2 separate regions of the Homo sapiens genome follow, and region 1 is linked to region 2. The links are chromatin contacts, found by Hi-C or POLR2A ChIA-PET in ENCODE. All regions are on one chromosome and are shown on one strand. The core of a region is the stretch at or near the end of the contact, and the rest is flanking DNA. Distances in the headings are between cores, read along the strand shown.

Region 1 (2,700 bases), core at 49-2,548, 2.9 Mb after region 2:
AATTATAAATGACTCACATCAATGGCAAGAAAAAGCAACACATTTTAAGAAGAGAGTCATGCCAGCAGGCTGCAAGTGCCCCGTGTTTAGAGGCTCATAGCTGGGCTCTCCTGACCACCAGCTACAGCTCTCAGTGGGCAAGTCATTCTCCAGGGTTCAGTCCTTCCTGTCACACTGTTGCTAAGCACATTTAATATATTGTGCTCTTGAAAACCTTTTGTCCTGAACTTTAAACAAATAATGTGGCTGGAAAATGTGTGGTTGCTGCCCGCCACATCAAATGCACTATTTCCTGAAGATGTTGCTAGTTCACCGCAGCTGTCCTTCCTAAAGGACTGCAGAACATCTCAGCCTGAGAAGCTTCAGGACTCAGAAAGTATGATGTTAAAAGAAGATAATTTATCCTTTCTACAAATCATAAAATACTGTATTAAATAAAAATGTTAAATATACAGCTATCCTCTCAAGATGAACCACCAAAACAAGAGCACAAAAAGCGAAAACTTCTCGTCCAAAAAAAACCCAACAACAAAAAAGAACCAGAGGGAATGAGAGTTTACATACGCAGCTGTTAGTCTTTCTGACCAAGGAAAGAATGAGTTTTAAACACTCCAGCATTTTTTCAAACAAATGAAAACACTATTTCTGCTACTGAAAAAGATGCGTGGCAGGCTCTTTAATGGACGAATTGAGAAATCAACAGCATTTGGTTAAGTCTGGCGACTGCTGGAAATCCGGCGGCTCCCCAGGCCACACGGGACCACCGAGCAGGGCAGGGCGGGCCAGCCGCAGGGCACTGGGAGGGCACTCCCCCGGGGCGCCCCCGCACCTGCCCCCGCAGTTGAAAACCTTTCGGTGCGCACCGTCTCGGCCCGCCCCGCCCGCGTCCTCTCCAGTGTCCCCACCGCCCGGTTACCTGTGCGCCGGCCTCCTGCGCCGCCTCTAGCTCCGCGCTCTCCAGCGTGGCCTGGCGGCTCCGCTCCTCGGCGAGGCACAGCCGCAGGCTGCACAGGCGGTGGCGCAGGTCGCAGTTCTCGGCCCGGAGCTGCGCCACCTCCCGCGTGAGGCACGGCCCCTCCGCCTGGCAGCTGTAGGGCGCGTTCAGCTGCTCGTCCCTCAGGCGCTCGACCTCCGACCACAGCCAGCGGATGTCCTCCTCCTGCCGCTCCAGGCGCGACGCCACGGCCTCCGCCGCCAGGGCCTCGGCCGCCATCGCGGCCTCCCTCAGGCACCGACGCCGAGCGGGGTGCCCGCGACTGCGGCGAGGGCGACGCGGACACTCAGCGCACGGCAGAAGACAGGGCTCCCGGGAGGGGCGGGGCGATGGGGCGGGGACGGAGCCATGGGGCCTCGTTGGAGCCGAGGCCTACACGTTGCAGGGGCGGGGCGCTGGGCGGGGAGGGGCGGGGCCTAGGCCAGATACCCTGCAGGGGCGGGGCGGGGCGGGGCGGGGCCTGAGGCCAGATACCCTGCAGGGGCGGGGCGGGGCGGGGCCTGAGGCCAGGCCCACCTTAGGGTCACGGGCAGTGGGGAAATGGGGTCTGAAGGGCCTCCCCTGCCTTTCGAGGCCTGTCTAGAGGCTATTGGCAGTAGTTTTTAGTCCGTTGAAACGAAAATCTTCCAAAACCTTGCAAAAAGGCCATCGTCTGCGTTCTCCAAAAAGGCTTCACCCTTTCTTCCTCTTGAATTCTGGCAGTCACCATTCTTTTGCCTTGCAAACAGGTTCTAAAAAGTGGCCATTCATTATAAATGGACTTTCTGGCCTTTCGTGCCAAACTTGCCCAAGTACTGAGGCCTCTGGGCCAGGGCATATAGAAAATCGCTGTGAAATCTAAATCCGACCAGCACGAAATTACTGGCTCCTTGAGTCTAGGGCAAATGCCACATATATCTTTGTATCCCTCTTAACCATGAGCGTGAAACTTCCTGGAGCAGGAACAGAAATTGATTTTTATCACTATTCTTAGGGCTTAGGATGTGACAAACACTGTTCTAAACTCTGTAACAGTAGTAACTCCTTTAATCTTCATAACAGGAGATACTGTTATATCCGCTTATAGCTGGAGAAATTGAAGCACAGTGAGACTGTGTTACTTGACTAAGGTCACACAGCCACTACATGACAAAGGGGGAATCAAACTCAGATAGTCTGATGCCAGTTTCTACACACTTAACACTAGTACTTTTCAACTTTGGCAGAATTTAATTGAGCATGTCATATAATGTGATACAGGTAATAATGCCCTTATAAGAGTCCTGAAGTGGAAGAGCTTAGCTTGGACTGGTGTGGTTTGAGAAAGGGAGAAAATTTTGAGAAAGGGGAAAAGGTTTATTTTGCTCTGGAAAATAAAGGTTGGGAGATGTTAGCAAGGAGGAAAAGCAGGTAAATTCCACTCCAGGAGCAGAATCAGTGCAGGAGAAGGAGCGGAGGGGGACAAGCTCATTGGATTAAGCTAAGTGGAATCCCAAACAGCACCCAGGAGGAGATTCCATGAAGTATGTTGCTAACCAATATCACTGTATCTTTTTTAGTCCTTCCTCAGGAAGCCTCTGGATACAGTTACATAGGACCCACTGACTCCTCATTATTCATCATTTCTCAATCCACTGCCATGGAGTTTCTGCTTCTGCCATTCTGTCATGACCAACACATCACTGAATGTCATGGACCCACTTAAGCCACCCCAGAATTTCCTCGGG
Region 2 (2,700 bases), core at 16-2,515:
TGCAATCCATCCCAGTTTGTAATTTTATTATGGCCCTCACACAAGAGCGTGCAAGCTATACTAAGCTTCCTGTGGCCCTCGTTTTTCCTCACTGATATTTGTAACTCATTCCAAATTAAATTTTAGGAGTCTGAAATGTAGCTGTTATATTTGGGAGATGTGAAGAAAAGAATCGTAGGCATCTCAGTAGGCTAGGTATCAGATCACACATGCTTGCTGGACCAAAGAGGACTCCTTACAGTAGGATACATGATTCTGAGTTAGTTTGTGTACTAAGTATATACTATATAGCTTTTGAAGGGGAGACGGGCACAGAATTCACAATATCATGCACTAAGGGTTATTTTGTGTTTGCAGTTTCCAGATGAATGTTTTAAAGTTGGCTGCAGAATACAGCGAGATAGGTAAAATCTATTTGAGTATTACTTACAGACCCCAAAGGATATCCCAAAGGATATGTTGGACTAATTCCTAAAATATCCTGTAAGTCATTGCAGGTACAGGCGTGGATCTGGGTTTGGAAACGCCGCCTGGATCGCTGGCTGGGCTCCTGCAGCCGCCAAGGAGGGGCTGGCTGGAGGTGGGGCTCGGCGTGCATAGCGGCCACGTGACTGCGCCCCGGCCACGCCCACCGTCCCTCACGTGGTCCCAGGCCACGCTGGGCTTCGGCATGTGCTAAAGTGGATAGAAAAGGGAGTGGGGCCCGGGCGTGGCTTTGTGGTTTGGGAAGATATGAACTCCTTGGGGTTTTTTTCTCTTTTAATTCTTTAATTTTGATATTTGGAAATGCGTAAAAGGTTTTTCATTTGTCCTTGACCACGTGGTCCAAACCTCAATTTCCCTAGCAGAACGCGGTTTCGATCACTGGTGGATCCGTCTCACAGCACCAGTCATGCTGCCTCGCTGGGAAGTGGAGGGCTCAGGATTCCCGTGGTTCACGATCCATTTTATGTTGGAAGGAAATCATTTTGAACTATCTCAGTACACACCCTAGTGTATCTTTAAACCTAATTGAGTGTTGATGGAAAATCTGCGGTCCGAGAACCGTAAGAAAAGGGGGCTCCCACCTCCCGCTCTGGGGTCGCCACTTGCCTCGCAGGCAGGAGGAGGCTCCCAGAGTAGATACAACTTGCCCGTCACCCGGATGGGTTGGTAGTGCACATATGCACGGGGCGCAGTTTAAAATGAAAGTAAAAGATGCAAATGTGTTTGCAAAAGAAAAATTAACATAGGATACGTGCGGGCGTTCTCAGTTGAACTCGGTCTTACTGTTCCACGCGAGCACCCCATGACTCAGAGCCCAAATCTCAGCGGAACAGCCCAGGACGCTCCTGCCGTCCACAGGAAGACGCCTCTGTCTCTGTCCCCCGCCGCCACCACACAGATGCACGTACTCTCTTCACTTCCGTGTACCCAGTAAATGCAGATCCTGATTTAAATCTGCAGCACGCTGCTTTCTTCCCATTGCATGTGGGAAGCTTCAGGTTCTCTTCGGTTTATTTTCTCATCACCTTTATTAAAATGCAGTAAAGCAAGGAGTATATTAATGCGGGCCTCTGCAAATAGAGGGAATTTATTGAAAAGCAGAATGGCTTGAAAGATTGAACTTCATCTTAAAAATCAGAAACAGACTCTTGTTATTAATAGCTTTAGAAACGAAAATCTAACTTCTGATAAATTATTTCAGAGGAGTGGTTCAAACGTGTAGTAGATAGCTCTGCCTGGTCATCAATTATAGTGACGTCCTTGCATCAGCTCCAGAAACTCAGAATATTCATGAGCTTTCCAGTCTGACTCAGACCTTCAGGAGCCATGAAATTTTCCTGTTGGGATGAGAGGAAGCGCTGGCGGTCGTTTCGGCAGCTTAATGAAACCAGAAATAGATAAGCACGAGTGAGGGGTGATGTCCGCTTGTTTGCTCCCATCATGTTGTTTTTAATGTGTGAAAGTGAAAGTTTTAAAAGTCATACTAAATGTGTGATCCTTTTTAGAATTCACTGGGTACGGGTACGTGGAGGAAGTGTTTTTGTTTTTGTGAATTTGTTTAAACAAATGACTGAGGCTTTGTTTTCCACTCTGTCTGGCCAAGCACCATTGCTACACTTTTTTAAATTCATGACATCCTGAGCAGTGAAGCTGTTCTTCAGCCCGCCTCTCCATTTGTGACTGGAAGACAAGGAGGCAGACACCAATGGCGCCTCTCACAATGGAGGTTTATTTTTTTTTAATCTAACGGAGGGATTGTAGATGGTGTAAAACTTCCTTGTGCCAGGAGAGAAAGGGGGAGAGAGAGAGAGAGAGAGAGAGAGAGAGAAATAACCCATTCTAAACAACTTTAGGAATAGATGATCCGTAGGCATCAACTTTGCGCAGCAACAAAAGCCACTTTCTGAACCTCGTTCTGTGAAGTTTTAAAACAAATTGGGTTTGTTTAATTAAAATATTTCTTAAAGGCAAAAAGCACTGAGCTAATTTTTAAGAATTTTAAGTTATATATTAATATGAGTAGTGATTTATAATTTTCTGTTGAAATACATAAATTCGAGAAGCCCCACCCCTACCACTTGCCAGTCTTGAGTCCCCACGGCTCCTTTGCCTAGGTCTAAAGTCACTGCTTGCACACTCCTGCCTTGCATATGCCTTGCCATCGTGTGGGCCTCTTGGCTGGAAGTGTTCTTGTCCTCCCGTTAGGTATCTTTT

The links. Hi-C counts contacts between places; a loop is a spot of excess contacts on that map. ChIA-PET counts read pairs that join two places held with the same protein, here RNA polymerase II (POLR2A). Pooled maps may share reads with other maps.
Region 1: a loop to region 2 is called in a map with no recorded cell type, with 14 times the contacts of the local background. The contact joins the promoter of TARS3 here to the enhancer-like site in region 2. A Hi-C loop is called at or near these places in 1 of 37 single-sample maps with no recorded cell type and 6 of 50 pooled maps. POLR2A ChIA-PET finds 5 or more read pairs at or near these places in 1 of 52 experiments (activated CD4-positive, alpha-beta T cell).

What each region holds. Positions count from the first base shown.
Region 1 is chr15:101,723,175-101,725,874 of GRCh38, forward strand. It overlaps TARS3 (threonyl-tRNA synthetase 3), which reads right to left and starts at 1,299. Exons shown (of 19, transcript NM_152334.3): 1 at 917-1,299. The coding sequence starts at 1,213. RefSeq lists a silencer at 695-1,584.
Region 2 is chr15:98,864,871-98,867,570 of GRCh38, forward strand. All of the region lies in intron 2 of IGF1R (insulin like growth factor 1 receptor), which reads left to right. Among named protein-coding and RNA genes, the nearest start is that of MIR4714, 82 kb to the left of the region's middle. Within about 2 kb of position 1,266, at least 34 of the 41 ENCODE cell types and tissues checked have a DNase peak (open chromatin) inside an H3K27ac peak, as active enhancers do.